Linked DNA regions of Homo sapiens: all the other regions are linked to region 1. A link is an interaction called in ENCODE POLR2A ChIA-PET data of the cell type or tissue named here. Cell type or tissue: OCI-LY7. All regions are shown on one strand.

Region 1 (8,000 bases):
TTTGATTTTTTTTTTTTTTTTTTTTTTTTTTGAGACAGAGTCTCGCTCTTGTTGTCCAGGTTGGAGTGCAGTGGTGCAATCTTGGCTCACTGCAACCCCCGTCTCCCGGGTTCAAGCGATTCTCTTGCCTCAGCCTTTCAAGCAGCTGGGATTACCATGTGCTCAGGCATGTGCCACCATGCCCAGCTAATTTTTCTATTTTTAGTAGAGACAGTGTTTCACCATGTTGGCCAGGCTGGTCTCAAACTCCTGACCTCAGGTGATCCACCTGCCTGGGCCTCCCAAAGTGCTAGGATTACAGGCTTGAGCCACAGGGTTTCACCATGTTGGCTAGGCTAGTCTTGAACTCCTGGCCTCAAGTGATCGGGCCACCTCAGCCTCCCAAAGTAGGCTGCCGTGCCTAGCCTATGATTATTCTTTTTGGGAGAGAAGACCTCTACCTTTATTTGTTCACAACAGGAAATACATTTGGCAGCTTAATTCTTTCTGCACTCTCATTATTATTTGCGGATTTATTTATGTATACATACAATGGCAGAAAAGAATAAAAGTGCCTCTCCAATCTTCTCTAACAACTGAGTGAAGCTGATACCTTTGAATCTCCATTGGAACTACTACTCTATAACCCCCCGAGGCAGTTAAGAGCTAGTATTAGGAGGAATGTTTTCTCTTTATAATCTCCCGTTCCCTTTCGTTTTTATACATGTACCTCCCCCAACACACATGAGCATATCAATATATCAGAATTAATTGTGAATTAAGTGTTAGATTTAGTTTAGTGCTCTTTTCCTTCCTAGGATAGACTATATTTTCTTTTGCAGGCCTCTAAAGTCCTTGTTTGTTGTCTCTACAACAATTTTTAACAATTAGCCAGGCATGGTGGCATGTACCTATAGTCCTAGCCACTCAGGAGGCTGAGACGAAAGGATTACTTGAGCCTGAGAGTTCGAGGTTACGGTAAGCTATGCTTGCACCACTGTACTCCAGCCTGGGCTACAGAGTGAGGGAGACCCTGCCTCTAAAAACAAAGCAAAGCAAATCAAATGACAAAATAAATAAATCCCTCAGTTTACCACTTAACATATAATACCGTACATTTTCAAACCTTACCTTCCTATGACCCCTGGGAGCAATAGCCTTGCCTTATACTGTTTTTGTACCCCCAGGTCTGGGCATGGCATTTGTGCTGAATAGGAACTCAAATGTCTGATAAATAACCAAAATGTGAAAGAGTGAGATGAAGTTCAGATCTGTGTGTATTTAAAATGTGTATTTAGAGATCCAAAGTTCCAAGCTAGTAGATTATAATTCAGGCATTGCCTTTTGGATATAATACTTTCAAGAGCCTACTCCCCAGGCACACATGCACCTATGGTAACAGAGGAGTAAAGATCAAACATAACCTGACAAATATACTCACTCTGGGTGGTTGGATATAGTAAGGTTTTATGATCATACTTCTCTTACAGTTGATCACAGACAATACTGCCAATTATTTAGACTTGAATGTGTAATTACCTTGGGACCTTGTATCACTTCAGATTCTGATCTAGCAGGTCTGGGACAGGGAGTGAGACTCTGCATTTTTAACAGGTGGTGCCTGGTGCTCTTGGGTGCTGAGCAGACCTAACTACTACAATAAGCTCATTGTGAAGGCGCCAGCTCCATGGTCAACCCCTCCAGTCCATCTCCAGCAGAGAGCCTTGTAAAAGGCAAATGTTACTGATCAAATCACTTTAAAGGTTTCCCTTTCTCACCAGCTAGCCAGAGAATGAACGTCTAATTGTGTAGCATGGCACATAAGCTGCCCTTTTACTTGGCCCCTACTTCTCAGCTCCTACTTTGTGCTTGGCTAGTTTGATGACCTGGATTTCCTAACACAGGTCTTCATATAAGAAAGGCAATTCCTTGAGCATTAAATAAGCAACAGTGAACTTCATGCCCATTCCTCATTCGCTTTGAAAGGCCTAATTTAATATGCATATACTAGACCAAAAGACTGAATCAAGATTAATAGTTACGGTGCCCATGAACTTGGGCTTTTAAGAAGGGTAAGGCCTCCAACATGCTTTATAAACTTGGCCCCAGAACTCAGCTGTATTGCTGCACCAGATCTTATCTTAATCCCTTTGTTTATTTTTCAAAAGATATAACTAACACAGTACAGAAGTCTGGAAATGGGAGTTGTGATTTTTGTTTGTATTTAAGCTTACATATAATTTAAATGTCAAGTGCCTAGCAGTCTTGGGCATATTCCTAAATGATTCAGGAAAACAAGACAGCACAACAGCTGGAGTGAAGTGGCTAAGTGATTTATGTGATTCATTTGAAATTTAGCAAACTCCACATGGATTGAACGTAAGTGTGTATCTTTTTGCAAATGCCAAACACATGTGAAAAGAGGAAAATATTTCCTCCAAAAGTGAATAAAATATAAACAAGAATGAATTCATTTCTACTTTAATCCCTTCTCACTCCAGCTCCTTTTCTTCCCTCTTCCTTCTTCCACCTATTCCCAATAATTTAACCACTGAAGTACTTAATTCTTTTCAAAATTAAAAAAATATTAGTCAGGTTTTAGAACATAAAAATATGATATCTGATTTCATTCAAGACACTTCATACGGTCAGCTGTGGTGGCTCATGCCTGTAATCCCAACACTTTGGGAGGCTGAAGCAGCCAGATTGCTTGAGGTCAGGAGTTCAAGGCCAGCCTGGGCAACACGATAAAACCTCATCTCTACTAAAAATACAAACATTAGCCAGGCATGGTGGCGCACACCTATAATCCCAGCTACTTGGGTGGTTGAGACATGAGAACTGCTGAAGCCCAGGAGGCAGAGGTTGCAGTGAGCCAAGATCACACCAAAAAAAACAAAAAACACAACAACAAAACCCACCCCTCCTATTGGTTTTGAACAGACCAATCACGAAAGCATATGTTATGGGCACTAACAACAGAATGCAAAGAGAGGCCGGGCGTGGTGGCTCACATCTATAATCCCAGCACTTCAGGAGGCCAAGGCAGGCAGATCACCTGTGGTCAGGAGTTCAAAACCAGCCTGGCCAACATGGTGAAACCCTGTCTCTACTACAAATACAAAAATTAGCCGGGCGTGGAGTGCACATCTGTAGTCCCAGCTACTCGGGAGGCTAAGGCAGGAGAATTGCTTGAACCCAGGAGGCAGAGGTTACAGTGAGCCGAGATTGTACCACTGCACTCCAGCCCGGGCAACAGAGTGAGACTCCGTCTCATTTAAAAAAAAAAGGCAAAGAGAACAAGAGAGGCCCTGAAGCGATCATAGTAATGGGTGTTTTGAACACCCATCACAATTCTTGGCCATATATCTCCCTCAAATGAGTAAGTAGTTAGTATGCATCTGAGTCTCTCAATGTCTAAAAAAGGCCATTCTTTTTTTTTTTTTTTTTTTTTTTTTTGAAAAGGGATTCAGGGTTGTAATGGGATTATTTTTTATATTTTTTTATTTTATTATTATTATACTTTAAGTTTTAGGGTAGATGTGCACAACGTGCAGGTTTGTTACATATGTATACATGTGCCATGTTGGTGTACTGCACCCATTAACTCGTCATTTAGCATTAGGTATATCTCCTAATGCTATCCCTCCCCCCTCCCCCCCACCCCACAACAGTCCCCAGAGTGTGATGTTCCCCTTCCTGTGTCCATGTGTTCTCGTTGTTCAATTCCCACCTATGAGTGAGAACGTGCGGTGTTTGGTTTTTTGTCCTTGCGATAGTTTGCTGAGAATGATGATTTCCAGTTTCATCCATGTCCCTACAAAGGACATGAACTCATCATTTTTTATGGCTGCATAGTATTCCATGGTGTATATGTAAAAAGGCCATTCTTTCTCCCTGACTTCATCTCTACACCTTGATACATGCATAGTCACTCACTTATTTTTCAGAATAAAGAAAAAAGAATCCCAAGACCATGCGGGATGGTCTTGGACGGACTCCCAAATGATCAGGAAATACATGTGTAAGCCACACTCACCTTCATGGGGTTTTCATCATATGTTGGAGTTCCCAGGTCCATCTCAGCTTCATGCTCAAGGCTGGCATCATCTCCTGGGCTTTCCCAAGTAGGAGGATCCCACTGAGTCTGCCTAGAAAGAGACAAAAACAGCCATGCTGTCAGGGCTAGGAAACAGAGAATCCTGACATAAACATCACTGCTCATACATACATAAAATACAACATACAATAAGACATAGAATAAGTCAGCTCCATGAGTTAAAGACAAACTTTTTCTATCTTCCTAACAGCAATGATTCTAGCACAGAGATATGCCCCTCTTCAATGACTGTATTTCTGTGGGCAATGATGTGGCAACACTGACTGGGTGTCAAAGAGAGCAGTAAACCCAAACATCCTGTCTGTCTCTCACCTGACTCTTAATGTCATGCAAATAAGACTGGGCAAAGCCTAAAATGTACAGGAAATAGGTCCCTGCCTATGTCACCCCTCTGTAGATGAAGAGGTAAACAGTGACTGTACCTAGCATATAAATGGAGCAAAATAAATCATGTAACACCTCTCACAGTCCTTGACCACGTGAGAAAATTATCCCTTGCTTTAGGAGTTTTCTTTTTAATAGTTCTGCCCCTCTGGTTTAATGACTGACAAGAAAAATACGTACAGGTTAAAAACTTGTACCCCTGGCCAGGCATGGTGGCTCATGCCTGTACTCCCAGCACTTTGGGAGGCTGAGGCAGGTGGATCACCTGAGGTCAGGAGTTCGAGACCAGCCTGGCCAACACGGTGAAACCCCATCTCTACTATAAATACAAAAAATTTGCCAGTCGTGGTGGCGGGCGCCTGTAATCCCAGCTACTCAGGAGGCTGAGTCAGTAGAATAACTTCAACCTGGGAGGCGGAGGTTGCAGTGAGCCAAGATCGTGCCATTGCACTCCAGCCTGGGCAACAAGAGTGAAACTCTGTCTTAAAAAACAAACAAAAAAAAAAACAAAAACTTGTACCCTCTGCTAAAAATATTCCCGACCGACTGCAAAAAGAAGGTTTCGGCCATGTTAACCCTTTAAATGTTTACAGTCATTTTGAAAATAAGCAAGCAAAGATTTTTCTTTTTTAAAAAAGATCTGTAGGATAAAAAGTGGAAGTAAGGATATTCACGTTCAGGAGTCTGAAGCCAGCTGTAACAGAGAATGTTATGAGGACAGTGACTTAAAATGTCAAAAGCCTCAAAGGATCTAACAAATCTGGCAGGTCAGTCTTGTCACTACAGTCTTCTGCTTTACCACCACATCAATCTTCAGTCAACAACATAACAACATTAAAGACACTTGATATAAATCAGTGTATATACATATATATAGACTATTGTAAAAATAGGCTTACCTCTGACCTATGGAACTCATTTATTTTAAAAGGCTCAAGATTTCTACCATAATAAAAGAACCACAAGCAGCTAAGGATGTTATTATAGAAACTGAACAAATATATACATGTCTGTTCTTAGCTACCAGATAAAGAAAACCTAGAAAAGATGGGAAAGGTACACATATAAATAAGAAATACAAACTTTTTTTTTTTTTTATTCTGATATGGAGTCTCGCTCTGTGACCCAGGCTGGAGTGCAATGGCGTGATCTCAGCTCACTGCAACCTCTGCCTCCTGGGTTCAAGTGATTCTCCTGCCTCAGCCTCCTGAGTAGCTGGGATTACAGGTGCGTGTCACCACGCCCAGCTAATTTTTGTATTTTTAGTATAGGTGAGGTTTCACCATGTTGGTCAGGCTGGTTTCAAACTCCTGACCTCATGATCCGCCCACCTCAGCCTCCCAAAGTGCTGGGACTACAGGCGTAAGCCACCATGTCCGGCCCAAACTTTTTTTATTTTTGGAAGATTGATAGAATATTTAAAATTTGTTTTGGTGTTAAAAAACAAAGTTCTGGCCAGGTGTGGTGGCTCACACCTGTAATCCCAGCACTTTGGGAGGCCGAGGCAGGTGGATCACCTGAGGTCAGGAGTTTGAGACCAGCCTGGCCAACACGGTTAAACCCTGTCTCTACCGAAAATACAAAAAAAAAAAAAAAAAAAATTAGTTGGGCATGGTGGCAGGTGCCTGTAATCCCTGCTAGTCAGGAAGCTGAGAGGCAGGAGAATTACTTGAACCCTGGAGGCAGAGGTTGCAGTGAGCCGAGATCACGCCACTGCACTCCAGCGTGGGCAACAAAAGTGAAAACTCTGTCTCAAAAAAAAAAAAAAAAAGTTCTGGTTAAACCACACGTGGTTTTTAAAATCATTACACATTCAATTAGCAACATAATGAGGACTCATTTTATAAAAGCCTTTTTGTTTTTTGAGATAGAGTCTCACTCTGTCACCCAGGCTGGAGTGCAGTAGCGCGATCTCAGCTAACTGCAACCTCTGCCTCCAGGGTTCAAGTAATTCTCCCGCCTCTCGGCTTCCCAAGTAGGAAGGATTACAGGCACCTGCCACCAAGCCCAACTAATTTTTGTATCTGGAGTAGAGACGGGGTTTCATCATGTTGGCCAGGCTGGTCTTGAACTCCTGAAATCAGGTGATCTGCCCATCTTGGCCTCCCAAAGTGCTGGGATTACAGGTGTGAGCCACTGCACCCAGCCTATAGAAGCATTTTAATGCGAGTAAGGAAGGCCCTTCTAAGCAGAAAGGGAAAATATATGAAAATTTTAAGCTTCTTTATGTCACAAGATATCAGAAACAAAACTCTTGATAAAGAAATCTAACACTGGACAGAAAATGGGTAGATGGCCCACACAAGTAACTCACAAAAGATACAAATGACCAACAATCGAATGAAGACATCCCATCTCAATAGTAAAATAACTGAAAATAAAAATATTTCCCACCTGTTAGACTTGCAAGGTTAAAATAGATGACATGAGGGAAAAGGATTTTTTTTTTTTTTTTTTTTTTGGAGACAAGGTCTTGCTCTGTCACCCAGGCCGGAATGCAGTGGCGCAATCATGGCTCACTACAGATCTGACCTCCTGTCTCAAGTGATCCTCTCGCCTCAGCCTCCCAACTAGTTGTGACTACAGGTGCACACCACCATGCCAAGCTAATTTTGTATTTTTTGTAGAGATGGGGTTTCACTATGGTGCCCAAGCTGGTCTCAAACTCCTGGCCTCAAGCGATCCTCCTGCCCCAGCCTCCCAAAGCATTAGGATTATAGGCATGAGCTGCTGTACATGGCTAAAAGGAACTTATACATACTTCTTTTTGTGAGAGTCCAAATTGATACAAACTATTGTTTAATGGTAAGCTGACAATATTTCTCAATTTAAAATGTGTACCTGTTTTGCCCAACAATTCCACTTCTAAGTACCCTCTCGAAGAAGTAGTAAGATTAGTGTCCCTAAGGATGCCCAAGGTTATAGTTAGATATAAAATAGTGAAGACCTATCAATGAGAGTGAGTTAAATACAATTTGATATAGCTATACAATAGAGCAGGGGTTGGCAAACTTTCTCTGTAAATGATTAGATGATAAATATTTTGACCTGTGGGCCAAATGGTTTCTATCACAACTACTCTGTCATTGTAGTGTGAAAGCAACCATAGACAATTTGTAAGCAAATGTGCATGGTTGTGCTCCAATAAAACTTTATTTGCCAAAACAAGTGGCCTGTGGGCATAGTTTGCCAGCCCTGCAGCAAAGTATAAACAATTACTAAAACTAACAGTTGTAGCTGGGTGTGGTGCCTCACGCCTGTCATCCCAGCATTTTGGGAGGCTTAGGTGGGAGGATCGCTTGAAGCCAGGAGTTCGTGCAGATCAGTCTGGGCAACAAAGAAAGACTCTGTCTCTACAAAAAAAAGAAAAAAAAAATTTTAAAGAAAAAATTCCATAGTTCTATGTTAATTGATAAAGCTCTATGAAATAGATTAGTAAATAAAGCAGACTACAAAAACATCTATCTTAACAATTTACGTAAGATTATATAGATGGGTGTATATATACACACACACA
Region 2 (8,000 bases), 250 kb after region 1:
TGTCACTGACGGTAAATGAACTGATTTCAGCTGCTACCACGTGAATTAATCTACCTCAGGTCTACTGTATTCATCCTTAATGGCGTGTCATCTTTTCTATCTTCCTGAATTTTAGGGAGAACGTGAAAATAAATATTAGCAGGCATGCCACATTCTCAAAATTAACTGCCAACACTTGAACCTAGGCTTAATTTCCTTTTGGAAAATATTTGAAATTTAAATTCACTGGAAGCCTGTCGGATAGTGAGATAGAGGCATGACAGAAAAGAGTAACATATTCATTTAAAAAAAATCACATTCTGTATCTCCCATGGCTTGAACCTGTTATGAGAAAAAGCCCATGGTCCTTTTCCTTGGCAAATCATTTTATCTTAAAAGTTATGAGGATTGTAGTGCAAGACTTGTTGGCATAAGGCTTGGCCTAGGTAGAGAGATTTGTGTCCATGGACGCTCTCATCCCTTCTTCCCAGCGTTGAGTTTCGTGTCCTTTGCTCTGGGCTGCCAGGAGCCCAAGGCTCAGGAAGCATTGTCTGATTCATCTGGGTCTAGCCAGTTGGGCACACTTGCTAGGTTTAATGAGTTTTTCTTCTTATTCATGAGATTTGGAGCCAGATTTTATATATTTATTTTTTCCCCTATGCTTCTGTAAGGCATTGAAATTCATATATTTCTGCTCTCCCTTTATCTCACACATTTATTTTCTTTTTGAGTGACAGCATAATGAGGTCACCAAACCTGAGTATTATTCACAGGGCCATAAGCTTAAAGGAGAGAGGAGCTCCCTATATAGACACACACCCTTTATTTTGCAACCGCTGATAAATGGTTCCTGAAAGATCTGCTGGCATTAGTCTTCTCAGCATTTTCCCAAGGCCCCTGCTGAGGTTTCGAACCTGGCTCTGATAATTTAGCCCTCAGAAGGAAATGTTTTTTCCATGGGTGAAAGGTACAGTATTAGAATATTTCCTTGTGTTACCCACTAAATGTAGGCACACAGTTTTCACGAAATTGGCTTCAAGAGCTACACATTTGAATCTGGAATCTTGCCTAATTTGTTGTCACCACTGGCTTTGTGATGAAAGAGTAGGTGGAGAAGGATATGAGGAAATGAAGTAAGGGCTTGTTGATGCATACCATTTTTATGTTGTGTATATAGTACAGTGAGTTACACAGGGTTAATTATAGAGCTAGAATAATCATATTAAAAGGAGCTGTAGGCTGGGTACGGTGGCTCACATCTGTAATCTCAGCACTTTGGGAAGTGAGGTGGGAGGATTGCTTGAGCCCAGGAGGTCAAGGCTGCAGTGTGAGCCATAGTTGAACGACTGCACTGCAGCCTGGCAATAGCGTGACTCTGTCTCAAAAAAAGAAAAAAGAGAATTGTAGAGGTTCCCTATCAAAGCTATCATTTTACATGTGAATGCATGGACATAGAGTGTGGAATGAATGGAGACTGGAGTGGGATGAGGGATGAGAAATTACTGGGTACAATGTACATTATTTGGATGATGGTTACACTAAAAGCCCAGACTTCACCACTATGCAATATATCCATGTATCAAAACTGCCCTTGTACCCCTAAATTTATACAAATAAAAACATTTTTAAGCCATCATTTTACAGATGTAAAAAACCCTGAGGCTTAGAGCTATTAAGGGATTTGCCCATGGCACAAAGCTGTATCAGCTGAGATCTAACACAGCTGTTTATTGGTGGAAGCCATGCTTTTACATCCTGTCAGATTATTCACCTGCCCTGCTGATGGTATGAAGCATAGTAGGGAACAAAGCATCCTTAGTGTCATTCTTGAGCACAGAGGGCAAAGATGTGAATGTCCAGATGCCACACCAACATTTTATTTCAGGAGAGAAGATGCAGGCTTTTTCTACTAGTCTTTTAGACATATGAATTCTTGACTCTGATTTTGAAATGACATTGTATTGGAAAACTTGTGCTTCTGAATATTGCTCATTCCCAGGGTTTTCTACTGACATTTTTCATGTAGTTAGGTTTATCTCTCTCTGTGTAGTTAGCTTTGTCTCCCTCTTTTTTTTTTTCCTTGAGACAGGGTCTCATCTCTTGCCCAGGCTGGAGTACAGTGGTGGATCACAGCCCACTGCAGCGTCGAAATCCCTGGCTCAAGCCATCCTCCCACCTCAGCCTCCCAAGTAGCTGGGACCACAGGTGTATGCCACCACGCCTGGCTAATTTTGTTTATTTTTTGAGAGATGGGGCCTCACCTTGTGGTCTAGGCTGGTCTCAAACTCCTGGGCTCAAGCGATCCTCCTGCTTCCACCTCCCCAAGTGCTGGGATTACAGGCATGAACCACCACACCTGGCCCAGCCTTGTCTCTTTCTAATGAGCAATAAGAACTGAGAGGAAGAACATGCTCCTTGAGGGGCACAGCACTTGTTATACAAATTTCCTATCAAAAATTCAGTTTTAATCTCCTTGTTCAAGTTATGTTGTGAATAATGCTGTTAAATTTGGACACCAATTAGGTGAATTAGAGAGCTTGATGCTGCCTGACATGTGGGTGGGGAAAGAGAGTTGGAGGTACAGCCTGGACTATCCGTTACCAGTCAAGCAACATTCATCATGTTCACCCTAAGGCTTCTGGAGCTTGCTGGCTGGCTGACTGGCTCGCCAGGTACATTTAAGAAGCCTGTGCTTGGGGATGTTTCTTAACTGCAGACGGTTCCTTTATTATTCTGTACATGAGACTCCATTGTTTGCCCCTTAGCCCCACTTGGTTTAGCTTGTAGGCTAGTTGATGGAAGATGAGACCACATTGTTTTTCTAAATGTGTGTTCCTAGCCCTTCCCAAATTACAAGCATGGCAGCTACCTTTCTACTTTCGAACTTGTTGAGTATTGGCACTGTCATTGCCTCTTTGGCATGGAACCAGCCAGCTGGCCTGTGGTTAGCTTAGGAAGACCTTAGGAAGAACATCCAAGCAGCTGATTACATCACCACTTTTTTCCAATTGGGGACAAAAGTGGGTGAACCAAGGTGCGTGAACTAAGAGTTAACAAGCATTTTCTGTAAAGGGCCAGATAGTAAATACTTAAGGATTCGTGGGTAATATAGTTTCAGTTGCAGCTACTTAACTCTGATGCTATAGTGCAAAAGCAGCTATACACAATGTATAAATGAATGGGTGTGGCTGTGTTCCAGTGAAACTTTACAAAAGAAGCATGAGCTGAATCCGTTGCCTATAGTTTACTGACCTGTTATATACTGATAGGGCCTCTAAGGCTTTTGAAGTAGGTTTTATTTTTATTATTTATTGCTCTAGCATATACTTCTGTAGTTTCAACACAGTATTTAGGAATTGAAGCATTTCTTGTTAAAGAATACAAATGAACCGGAAGTGAAAAAAATTTTCCCAGCTTACTACAGGTGATCATGGGACTATACTGATTAGTAAGTGAGTAAGTAACATAGAAGTTACTGTTAAATTTAGCATCTCATTTGTAAAGCCTTCACGCTCTGCTGGAACTTGAAGCAGAATGTTTCCAAAGTCTTAACTAAAGACACCATGCTCCCATTCTGTCTCAGTTGAAGCTGAGGATGCTTAGCTGCTGGCAGAATGGCAGGCCAGAGACCCTGATGGCTCTTACGTTCCAGTGAAACAGACAGTCTGTGTTCAGGGCCTTGAAGGTAAAGGTCAGAGCTTGGGCTTTTGGCAGGCAAAATAGGTGAACTGTAGTTCAAATATGACCCAATATAATGGTATATGTGGGCAGAGTGTTCTGAATAGCTGATCAGAACACAAAAATGCTTTTCACGCCTGTAATCCCAGCACTTTGGGAGGCCAGGGTGGGTGGATCACCTGAGGTCAGGAGTTCGAGACCAGCCTGACCAACATGGTGAAACCCCATCTCTACTAAAAATATAAAATTAGCCAGGCGTGGTGTCGCATGCCTGTAGTCCCAGCTACTCGGGAGGCTGAGGCGGGAGAATTGCTTGAACCCAGGAGGCAGAGGTTGCAGTGAGCCGAGATCGTGCCATTGCACTCCAGCCTAGGCAACAAAAGTGAAACTCCATCTCAAAAAAAAAAAAGCTTTCAAAAAATAAGCTCAAGAACAGATAGATACTTGTACACCAATGTTCACAGCAGCATTATTCACAATAGCCAAAAGGTGGAAGCAACCCAAGGGTCTACCACTGGGTGAATGGATAAACAAAATATGGTATATGGCTGGACACAGTGGCTGATGCCTATAATCCCAGCACTTTGGGAGGCCAAGGCAGGCAGATGGCATGAACCCAGGAGTTTGAGACCAGCCTGGGCCACATGTCAAAACCTTGTCTTTACAAAAAATACAAAAATTAGCCAGGCGTGGTGGTATGCACTTGTAGTTCCAGCTACTTGGGAGGCTGAGGTGCGAGAATCACCTGAGCCCCGGGAGGTCAAGGCTGCAGTGAGCCATGATTATACCACTGCACTTCAGCCTGGGCAACAGCGAGACCCTGTCTCAAAAAAAAAAAAAAAAAAAGTATATACATACAGTGAAATATTACTCAGCCTTTAAAAAGAAGAAAATTCTGCTGCAACATGGGTGAACCTTGAAGACATTACACTAAGTGAAATAAGCCAGTTACAAAAGGACAAATGTTGTGTGATTCCACTTATATGAACTACCTAGAATAGTCAAATTCATGAAGACAGAAAGTGGAATGATGGTTGCCAGGGGCCGGGAGGAGGGGGAATGGAGAGTTACTGTTTAATGGGTATAGTTTCAGTTTGGGAAGATGAAGAATTCTGGAGACAGATAGTGGTGATGGTTGTAGAATGTACTTAATGCCACAGAACTGTACACTTGAACATGGTTAAAATGGTAAACTGTATGTTATTTATATTTAATCCAATTTTCAAAAGATAATTAGCTCAAGAAGACTTGTTACCAGGTGGGCAAGAGAGATTGCTTATAGTGCTTTGTGACTGTAGACACTAAAAACAATTTGTCTTTCTATTGAAACCCAATGATTAGAAACATCTGATGCTAAGGAGTAATCTTTCCTACTCTTTATTTTTGTACTTGGTGCCTCAGCTGTTAAGAGTCAAATTGTATTAGTTCAGCCCTGTAGCTGCACTTCAAATGGTCACTTAAAAGGAATTGCCTTCTAAGAGGTACATATTTAGGAGATGCAGATGTGTTGTGAGCTTATTTTTCTTGGGTTGGTTTGTAAGCTGTAAATGTCGTGTAACCTTGACAGAGCTATTTTGAGGACCAGCAAAACAAGCCGTGCTAACATGTCTTCCAAGTAAAGGTGTGTTGGCATCATCTGCAAATTACAAATAGCTTTCAAACCTATAATTCTACCCCATTTGTCCTGTGGGTCCTCATACTCATTATGTCTAAAGTGAACACCCTTGCCCATCTTTTGTTTCCTCTGTGTTAGGGGGGCACACAATCCATCTAGTCGTGCACAGTTGAAACTCTGGGATTGTCTTTGGCTCATCCTCTCTTATGTGTATTTTGTGACACTTATTACAATAGTAATTACATAACTATTTATAGTGTTGTAACTCCACAAGAGCAGGGCTGTGACTGAATTATTTACTGAGGTATCTACATAATAGCTGCTCAGTAAACCACTGTCCTAATTGAGATCCTCTTCATCTTTTACCTAACCCAGGATTTCTTTAACTTTACTAGCATGTTGAGAGAATTCTTACCGACCTTCTAGTGAATGAGCCTACTAACAGATTGTTTTTCTAGGGAAAAACAGATTTCATTGTAGGGAATGAGCTACTAACAGATTGTTTTTCCCCAGGCTTAATTCTGATCTTATTCTGCTCTGAGTGGCTTCTCATTTCGTTTTCATTCAGCAGGGTGCTCAGCAGGTATGTCAGCACCTTCCATGTGCCAAGTACTGTTCTAGGTGCTGAGGGTGCAGCAGTGAGCAGAGTAGGCCAAGCCTTTTTGAGTATGAGCTTACATCCTAGTGGAGTAGCAGACAATAAACAGATGGAAGATGTCCAGTGGTGACCAGTGCCATGAAGAAAAGTAAAGCAGGAGCCAGCCTCTCTTAATAGAGATCTAAATGAAGTGAGGGAGCAATCCATGAGGATATCTGAAGGCAGAGGGAACAGTAAGCACGGAGCCCTGAGGCAGGAGCACACTTGGTGTTTTGGGGAAACAGCAAGAAGCCAGAATGATAAGGGCAGAGTGACCAAGGAGAAAAGTGGAAGGACACGAGGTCAGAGAAGTAGCCACCCAGCCCAGCACAGTTCCTTGCATGTGTATGGTATGGCTCAGTAAATACGTTGTGAATGAATGAATGAAACCAATCAATAATTATGTATTTATGAATAAAAAATCAGGGCAGGGTGTTAGAGGTATACCTAAGGTAATAGAAAGTTAGGATGCATATTCCATGGTTCATGAAGACAGCACTGCGTTTTGCTTGCACTTTCCCCTTCGGTTTAGGAGAGATGATGATAATGGCCGGAGCCAGAAGACTAATTCTGACTTGTTCTTGAAGGAAATTCTGTTCTGCACACAGTGACAATCAGAGGTTAGAAACTTGTCAGCGGAGCCGTGAGTCGAGCAGAGCTGCTCAGCTCTTGGTGGTTGTAAAACGTGCCTCTACCTCATGTTTGAGAAAGCTTGTGTTTTCCGTGTATATGGCTTAGCATTTTAAGTAATCACGATATCTGAGGGGTAATGGGAATGCAGGAGCAGCAGGTGGTGGCTAGTTTTCTGTAGGATTTAGGAAAGGACTGCTGATTTAACTGAATCTCTGATTATTCTAAGCTGCTCATAGAAATCCACCAGTCACTGCTGTCTCAGACGTCAGAGGGAGAAGCTTAAGCATGTTCTGTTGTTGACAGCCATTCTGGTTGACTTCTCTAAGACTGCCAGCTGTATTCTTGATATTCAGAGTCCTGCAGATGTGGCCCCTCTCTGCTATTCTACCCTGCTTTCCCACAGTGTCCTCTTGCATCAGCTGGCCATCTCTCCATGACTGTGTTCCCCCTCCTCTGGGCCTTTGCTCTAGTGTTCCTTTGGCTTGGAGTATCTGCTCACATCTGCCAAGCAGAGCCGTATCCATGCTTCAAGCTTTCTTCCATATTTTCTTCCTTTGCTTTCTTTCCTTTTTCTTTCTTCCCTTGCTTTCCCTTTCCCTTTCTCTTTCTCCTCTTTTCTTTTTTCTTTCTTCAGGGTCTTGCTCTTGCCCAGGCTGGTGCAGTGGTGCAATCATAGTTCATTGTAACCTCGAATTCCTGGGCTCAAGTGATCTTCCCACCTCAGCTTTCTGAGTAGCTGGAACTACAGGTGTGTTGCCACCACACTCAGTTAATTTAAAAAAAAATTTTTTTTTTTTGGTAGATACAGGGTCTTGCTTTGTTGCCCAGGCTGGTCTCGAACTCCTGGCCTCAGGCAATCCTCCCACCTCGGCCTCACAAAGTGCTGTGTAGCCACTGTGCCCGGCCCCTTCAAAGTTTTCTTTTCTCAAAGGGACCCATGCCCTCTTTCTTGTGCTCTGTCCTATCACAGTGGGGGGTTGTGTGAAGTCCCATCTCTCTGAAGACAGTCTTCTCATATCCCTCCAGGTGTAGTTCATCTCCCCCTCTTCCACTGCACCTTAACCCCTCATTACTTAGTGTTGTCATTGGACTAATAGCGTCAGCATCACCTGGGTGGGGGCCTGTTCGAAGTGCAGAATTTCAGGTCCCGCCCCAGACCTACTGAACTAGAATCTGGTGCTTCTTACATCCTGTGCACATTAAAGTTTGAGAAGCATTGCCGCCACACATTGGTCCTACTCCCCTTACTGGTCTGAGCAGGATGTAGATGGTTCGAGTGTTTTTGTTCCCCTCTAGATGTTGAACTCCTGAATCGTGAGCCATCTCTTACCTAGTATAGTTCTTAGCATGTTTCAAGCACTTAAAAGTATTTACTGAATTACCTTAACTAACCCCTGACCTTATGTTTGAGATGCTTCTTCAGTCAACATACTATATAAGTGCATTTACCTGTGCTTG
Region 3 (8,000 bases), 160 kb after region 1:
ACGCCCAGCTAATTTTTTGTTTTTTTAGTAGAGACAGGGTTTCACCATTTTGGCCAGGATGGTTTCGATCTCTTGACCTTGTGATCCGCCCGCCTTGGCGTCCCAAAGTGCTGGGATTACAGGCGTGAGACATCGCGCCCGGCCACCTAGCTAATTTTAAAATCATTTTTTGGCCAGGCGCGTTGGCCCCCCTCGCCAATCCCAGCACTTTGGGAGGCTGAGGCAGGTGGATCATGAGGTAAGGAGTTTGAGACCAACTTGGCCAACATGGTGAAACCCAGTCTCTACTAAAAATGCAAAAATCTCACTATGTTGCCCAAGCTGGTCTCGAACTCCTGAGCTCAGGCAATCTGCTGCTTCAGCCTCCTGAAGTGCTAGGATTACAGGCATGAGCCACCGCGCCCAGCGGATGATGTTTTTGATGTCGTATCTAAGAACTCTTTGCCCAACTCAAAGTCACAAGATATTTTCTCCCATGTTTTCTTATAGAAGTGGTTTTGTTTTGTTTTGTTTGTTTGTTCATTTGAGACAGAGTGTCACCTTGTCGCCCAGGCTAGAGTGTAGTGGTGCGATCTCGGCTCACTGCAACCTCCGCCTCCTGGGTTCAAGCAATTCTTCGCCTCAGCCTCCCGAGTAGCTGGGATTACAGGCACCCGCCACCATGCCCGGCTAATTATTGTATTTTTAGTAGAGATGGGGTTTCACCATGTTGGCCAGGCTGGTCTTGAACCCCTGACCTCAAGTGATCCGCCCACCTCAGCCTCCCAAAGTGCTGGGATTACAGGCATGAGCCACTGCACCCAGCCGATTTAGCACCTTAATCAAAAATCAACTGACCAGCACTCACATTCCTGATTTCAAAATTTATTACTCCAGTCTGGGTAACCTAGTGAGACCTCACCTCTACAAAAATAAAAAGATAAATTAGCCAAGTGTGATGGCAAGTGGCTGTAATCCTAGCTATTCAGGAGGCTGTGACAGTAGGATCGCTGAGCCCAGGAGATCAAGACTGCAGGGAGCTATGATCAGTCGTGCCACTGTATTCCAGCCTGGGTGATAGAGCAAGGCCCTGTCTCTAAAAAAACAAAAACAAACAAACAAAACTACTGATAATCTACAGGTCACATTTGGCAGGCTTCCAAATTAACCTGCCTAGAAAAGGTCTTAGGATTCTTGGCTTACATTCTGTCCCTTAATAAAAAATCTTGGCATGCCTGTAATCCCAGCACTCTGAGAGGCTGAGGCAGGCAGATCACTTAAGCCCAGGAGTTTAAGACCAGCCTGGGCAACACGGTGAAACCCCATCTCTACACAAAATTCAAAAATTTTGTGGTTGTGGTGGTGCCATCTGTAGTCCCAGCTACTTGGTAGGCTGAAGTGGGAGGATTGCTTGAGCCGGGGGAGTTCAAGGCTGCAGTGAGCCACTGCACTCCTCCAGCCTGGGGCATAACAGAGCGAGACCCCGTCTCAAAAAGACAAAACAAAACAGGCAGGGCACGGTGGCTCACGCCTGATCTTGCGGTGAGCTGAGATCGCGCCACTGCACTCCAGCCTGGGCGACAGACTGAGACTCCATTTCAAAAAAAAAAAAAAAGAAAAAATTACCTTTTTTTTTTTTTTTGAGGCAGAGTTTTGCTCTTGTTGCCCAGGCTGGAGTACAATGGCGTCATCTCAGCTCACCACAACCTCCGCCTCCCGGGTTCAAGCAATTCTCCTGCCTCAGCCTCCCAAGTAGCTGGGATTACAGGCATGTGCCACCACGTCCAGCTAATTTTTTGTATTTTTAGTAGAGATGGGGTTTCTCCATGTTGGTCAGGCTGGTCTTGAACTCCTGACCTCAGGTGATCTGCCCACCTCAGCCTCCCAAAGTGCTCGGATTAAAGGCTTGAGCCACCACGCCTGGCCAAGAACCTTCTCTCTTAACCTGAGTTCCTCAGCCTTAATGTGAGTTCCTCAAACTGTTGACATACTAATTAATATGTATCTACTGAGACTGAAAAAGACACTAATTTCTTTCTAAATCATGAAGTTTTACTGATTATCTTATATGTAAAACATTTTAGCCTATATGTTGTAATCTGTAGCCAATGATTGACCCTCTATATTATACCCTCTAGTGGAAAAAGACAAAGATAACTCTGCCTGGTGTGGTGGTTCACGCCTGTAATCCCAAGGCTTTGGGATAAGCGTAGAATTTTTAGAGAAGAATTAAAAATAATGCTGTGCCTAGGCAACATAGTGAGGCCCTGTCTGTACAAAAATAATTAGCCTGGCCGGGCGCAGTGGCTCACGCCTGTAATCCCAGCACTTTGGGAGGCTGAAGCAGGCGGATCATCTGAGGTCAGGAGTTCGAGACGAGCCTCAACATGGAAGAACCCCGTCTCTACTAAAAATACAAAATTAGCTGGGCGTGGTGGTGCATGCCTGTAATTCCAGCTACTCGGCAGGCTGAGGCAGGAGAATTGCTTGAACCTGGGAGGCGAAGGTTGCGGTGAGCTGAGATAGCGCCATTGCACTCCAGCCTGGGTAACAAGAGTGAAACTCCATCTCGAAAAAAAAAAAAATTAGCCAGGCGTGGTGGCATACACCGGTACTCCCACTACTTGGGAGGCTGAGGCAGGTGGATCGCTTGATCCCAGAACCGTGAGGTTAGAGCAAGCTATGATTTTCCACTGCACTCAAGCCTGGGTGACAGAGCAAGACCCTGTCTCTAAAAAAAAAAAAAAAATGCTGGGCGCGTTGGCTCACGCCTATAATCCCAGCACTTTGGGAGGCCAAGGCAGGTGGATCACCTGAGGTCAGGAGTTCGAGACTAGCCCGGCCAACACGGTGAAACCCCGTGTCTACTAATAATATAAAAAAATTGCTGGGCAATTTTACAGTGCCTGTAATCCCAGAACTTTGGGAGGCCGAGGCGGGCGAATCACAAGGTCAGGAGATTGACACCATCCTGGCTAATACAGTGAAACTTCATCTCTACTAAAAATACAAAAAAATTAGCCGGGCGTGGTGGCGGGCGCCTGTAGTCCCAGCCATTCGGGAGGCTGAGGCAGGAGATAGCGTGAACCGGGGAGGCGGAGCTTGCAGTGAGCCGAGATGGCGCCACTGCACTCCAGCCTAGGCACACAGAAAGACTCCCTCTTAAAAAAAAAAAAAAAAAATTAGCTGGGCGTGGTGGTGCATGCTTGTAATCTCAACTACTCGGGAGGCTGAGGGAGGACAATCACTTGAACCCGGGAGGCAGAGGCTGCAGTGAGCCGAGATAGTGCCATTGCACTCCAGCCTGAGTGACAAGAGCGAAACTCCGTCTCAAAAAAAAAAAAGAGAGAGAGAGGGGGCTCTGATATGGAGTCCCCATCGCTTCTCCTAAAATTTCTTATAAAAACATTCCAGGCCAGGCACTTTGGGAGGCCTAGGCGGGCGGATCACGAGGTCAGGATATCAAGACCATCCTGGCTAACACAGCGAAACCCCGTCTCTACTGAAAATACAAAAAAAATTAGCCAGGCGTAGTGTCTGGCTTGCGCCTGTAGTCCTAGCTACTCGGGAGGCTGAGGCAAGAGAATGGCGTGAACCCGGGAGGTGGAGCTTGCAGTGAGCCGAGATGGCGCCACTGCACTGCACTCCAGCCTGAGCGACAGAGGGAAATTCCTTCTCAAAAAAAAAAAAAAAAAAAAATTCCAGGCCAGGCGTGGTGGCTCACCTCTGTAATCCTAGCACTTTGGGAGGCCAAGGCAGGTGGATCACTTGAGGTCAGGAGTTTGAGACTAGCCTGGCCAACATGGTGAAACCCCGTCTCTACTAAGAATACAAAACAATTAGCCTGGCGTGGTGGTGGGAGCCTATAATCCCAGCTACTCAGGAGGCTGAGGCAGGAGAATCACTTGAATCCAGGAGGTGGAGGTTGCAGTGAGCCAAGATCGCACCACTGCACTCCAGCCTCAGCGATAGAGACTGTTTCAAAATAAAACAAAAAAACCCATTCCAATTTATAACAGTTTAGAACACGTCCAACTTTGTTTATTTATCTTCCTAGGTTTATCCTCACATTTGGCTTCCAATAACCTTTATCAAATTATTTCTGCCTCAGCAACCTTAATTTTGGTTGGCAAAATGACATAGGTGGCAGGATTTCAGAGTGACCTCCCTAGACCAAAAGCAGCTTCCAGCCTTTGTGCATGTACGGGCAACAAATCCACTGTGTTCCCGAACTTGGATGCCCTGCTGGGCTACAGGTGAGTTTCTACCAAAATCAGGCTGGGCACAGTGGCTCATGCTTGTAATTCCAGCACTTTGGGAGGCTGAGGCAGTCAGCTCACTTGACCCCAGCAGTTCAAGACCAGCCTGGGCAACATAGTGAAACTCCGTCTCTACAAAACGTACAAAAATTAGCTGAGTGGGGCCAGGCACAGTGGCTCACGTCTGTAATCCCAACACTTTGGGAGGCTGAGGCGGGCGGATCATGAGGTCAGGAGTTCAAGACCAGCCTGGCCAACATGGCGAAACCCCATCTCTACTAAAAATACAAAAATTAGCGGGGCATGGTGGTGCGTGCCTGTAATCCCAGCTACTCGGGAGGCTGAAGCAGGAGAATTGCTTGAACCCAGGAGGCGGAGGTTGCAGTGAGCCAAGACCGCACCACTGCACTCCAGCCTGGGGACAGAGCGAGACTCCGTCTAAAAAAAAAAAAAAAGCTGAGTTTAGTGGCATGGGCCTCTAGTCCCAGCTACTTGGGAGGATCTCTTGAGGCCGGAAGGTCAAGGCTGCCATGAGCTGTGATGGAGCCACTGTATTCCAGTCTGAGCAACAGGGCAAGATCCTGTTTCCAAAAAAAAAAAAAAAAAAATTCAATGAACTTCGTGTCTTCGTCAAAGTTCTGTTTGTTTTGTTTTGTTTTCAGACAGGGTTTCACTATGCTGTCCAGGCTGGAGTGCAATGGTGTGATCTCAGCTCACTGCAACCTCTGCCTCCTAGGCTCCAGAGATCCTTCTTCCTTAGTCTCCTGTGTAGCTGGGGACCACAGGTGCATACCACCATGCCTGGCTAATTAGTTGAGGTCCTGGTTTATTGAAGCTAGTTTCCTCCTTGGCTAGGAGGTACAATGACTCTCTCAGAATCAGAGTTACTGCTGTGAATTCAAGGCAAGAGTTTCTGTTGAATTCTAGGCTAGGATAAAATGGGACCTCTGTAAATTGTCTCACTGGGGTTTTGGTGTGAGACAACTTTTCCTTAGCTTCCTCCTTTTTCAATTGCATGAGCGTGCTCTTGCTCCACTACATAGCTTGTTTCATTCAAAACAACCAGGATGGAAAAGGGGTCCTCTAAAACTGAAGATGCGCCAGCTAGGTTTTATGAATAATGTTTATGGGTCCTTCTACTTACCTAACCCAGATTGGTTATAAAACAGCAATGGCCAAAATGGGGATCTTTTGAATGTGCCTAAAATAATTTATTTGCACGCATAATTAGAAAAGCTGGTTATAGAACCAAATAGAATGGGAGACTTAATTCCAATAACACCTAAAAGCTTTTAAGATACATTCTAAAAAAAAATTTGCCCCATTCAAAAGGTAAATATATTTAAAATTATTTCTTACAGATGATGAAACTGAGGCAAACAAAAAAGAAAAATAAAGAAAACTATTTCTAAATTGAAAAAGACTTTGGAGGTTTTCTCCCTTTTGCCTCCAACTGCTCCTCCTCCTTCGATCCCTGTGATATGAACGCATCCCTTTCTACTGGTTCCCTTGGCTCCCATACATCTCTTAGGCAGAGAGTTTTAGAATTTCACAATGTGCATATTTCTTTCTCTCAATAGGTTAAAATATTAATTAAATTTGGAACAAAAAGAACAAACAGAACAACTACAAAACACAAAACTGCTGATATTCAGATCCAACAAATTTTTCTAAACTGACAATAAGAAACAAAATGATGCCAGGCGCGGTGGTTCACGTCTATAACCTAAGCACTTTGAGAGGCTGAGGCAGGAGGATTGCTTGAGCTCAGGAGTTCAAGACTAGCCTGGGTAACATGGTGGCTTTTGTTGTTGTTGTTGTTGTTTCCCAAAAAAAAAGAAAAGCAAAAGAAAAAATAGCTAGGCGTGGTGGCACACACCTGTGGTCTCAGGTACTTGGGAGGCTGAGATGGGAGGATTGCTTGAGCCCCAGGAGGTCGAGGCTGCAGTGAGGTGAAGGCTGCAGTAAGCAGTGATTTCAACACGTAACCTGGATGACGGAGTGAGACCCTGTCTCAAAAGAAAAAAAAAATCTGTTTCTGTTTAAAACTTACCAGATTTATATCTAAAAAATTCAGCTTTTTCTATGCCTCACTACATATGATTGACAGGTTACATACATCATTGTCTTCTGTTCCTTTTTTCCATAAAAAGGTATATCTTTTTGCTTAGCTGAGTTAACTCTCTCCTTCAACCTTTTTGTGAACTTTTTGTGTAACTTTTTCTACCCCTACTGTGATGGCTAATACTAAAACATTTGTCTTGAAGGTCTAAATAGGCAATGTTTTCCTCCAGTATAACTTGATTCTGTGTTCTAGGCTTTTCTTGATATATCTAAATTGTTCCACATAACCAAAAAACTTCCCATGCTGTTACTAAGAGCCATATATCCCACTGCTCAAGATACTAGTTTTCTTATTTACATTCCTTTATGATTTAATATACATTTATAACCCTAGACACACTCATCCTGGGTCTGATTAATGTGAGCACCCTCTTTTTTTTTTTTTTTTTTTTTTTTGACAAAGTCTCGCTCTTGTTGCCCAGGCTGGAGTGCAATGGTGCCATCTCGGCTCACTGCAACCTCTGCCTCCTGGGATCAAGCAATTCTCCTGCCTTAGCCTCCGGAGTAGCTGGGATCACAGGCACCCACCACCACGCCCGACTAATTTTTGTATTTTTAGTAGAGATGGGTTTCACCCTGTTGGCCAGGCTGGTCTCAAACTCCTGACCTCAGGTGATCTGCCAGCCTCGGCCTCCCTAACAGCTGGGATTACAGGCGTAAGCCACTACGCCAGGCCCACCCTCTTTTTTTTTTTTTTTTTTTTTTTAATGTTAAGTTTGACTTCCAGGTTATCTAAATGGGCTTCCCATTTAGTAGGGCAATTCCCATACAATTGCACTACAAGAGGTTTTTCTTTACCATTTTGGTAACTGGCCTCAAAACCAAATATTCTGCATTTTATCAAAATAACTTCTAGGCTGGTGGGGTGGCTCACACCTGTAATCGCAGCACTTTGGGAGGCCGAGGTGGGCGGATCACTTGAGGTCAGGAGTTTGAGACCAGCCTGGTCAACATGGTGAAACCCCGTCTCTACCAAAAATATAAAAAATTACCAAGTGTCGTGGAGTGCACCTGTAATTCCAGTTACTCGGGAGGCTGAGGCAGGCAAATCACTTGAACCCAGGAGACGGAGATTGTGGTGAGCCGAGATCGTGCCACTGTACTCCAGCCTGGATGACAGAGTGAGACTCCGTCTCAAAAAACAAACAAACAAAAACAACAAAAATAACTTCTAGGCTGGGCACTGTGGCTCACGTCTGTAATCCCAGAACTTTGGGAGACTGAAGCAGGAGGATCCCTTGAGTCTGGGAATTGGAGACCAGCCTGGGCAGCATAGGGAGACCCTGTCTCTACAAAGAATACAAAAATTAGCCAAGCATGGTGGTGTGTGCCTGTAGTCCCAGCTACTCAGGAGGCTGAGGTGGGAGGATCCCTTGAGCCCCAGGAGGCAAAGGTTGCAGTGAGCTGAGATCATGCCACTGCACTCCAGCCTGGGCAACAGAGAGAGAGAGAGAGACTCCATTTCAAAATAATAATAATAATAACAATAATAATAATTTCTGTATTATCTGTGTAGGTTTTTTGTGGGTTTTGTTGTTGTTTTTATTTTATTTTTGAGACAGGGTCTGGCTTGTTGCTCAGGCAGCAATGCAGTAACATGATCACAGCTTACTGCAGCCTCAAGCTCCTGGGCTCAAG

The links. Peaks named below come from ENCODE experiments on the same cell type or tissue, not always from the same donor. Only the 100,000 strongest peaks of a DNase experiment are listed, where the experiment ranks them.
Region 2: POLR2A ChIA-PET joins it to region 1 with 5 read pairs; 3 of 35 experiments call an interaction of 5 or more read pairs at or near these places.
Region 3: POLR2A ChIA-PET joins it to region 1 with 5 read pairs; 7 of 35 experiments call an interaction of 5 or more read pairs at or near these places.

The regions. Positions count from the first base shown.
Region 1 is chr3:47,033,648-47,041,647 of GRCh38, forward strand. SETD2 (SET domain containing 2, histone lysine methyltransferase) reads right to left here. Exons shown (of 21, transcript NM_014159.7): 18 at 4,019-4,130. Among named protein-coding and RNA genes, the nearest start is that of NBEAL2, 58 kb to the left of the region's middle. RefSeq lists a silencer at 7,692-7,901. In OCI-LY7, no CTCF peak of the experiment used is centred here; a DNase peak (open chromatin) is centred at 4,424; H3K27ac peaks cover 1,305 bases.
Region 2 is chr3:47,288,421-47,296,420 of GRCh38, forward strand. The region is part of intron 1 of KLHL18 (kelch like family member 18); the gene reads left to right. Among named protein-coding and RNA genes, the nearest start is that of KLHL18, 9.5 kb to the left of the region's middle. RefSeq lists an enhancer at 3,280-3,389. In OCI-LY7, no CTCF peak of the experiment used is centred here; DNase peaks (open chromatin) are centred at 3,491 and 7,771; H3K4me3 peaks cover 1,694 bases; H3K27ac peaks cover 3,822 bases.
Region 3 is chr3:47,196,384-47,204,383 of GRCh38, forward strand. The region is part of intron 2 of KIF9-AS1 (KIF9 antisense RNA 1); the gene reads left to right. Among named protein-coding and RNA genes, the nearest start is that of KIF9-AS1, 36 kb to the left of the region's middle. RefSeq lists an enhancer at 1,053-1,553. In OCI-LY7, no CTCF peak of the experiment used is centred here; no DNase peak of the experiment used is centred here.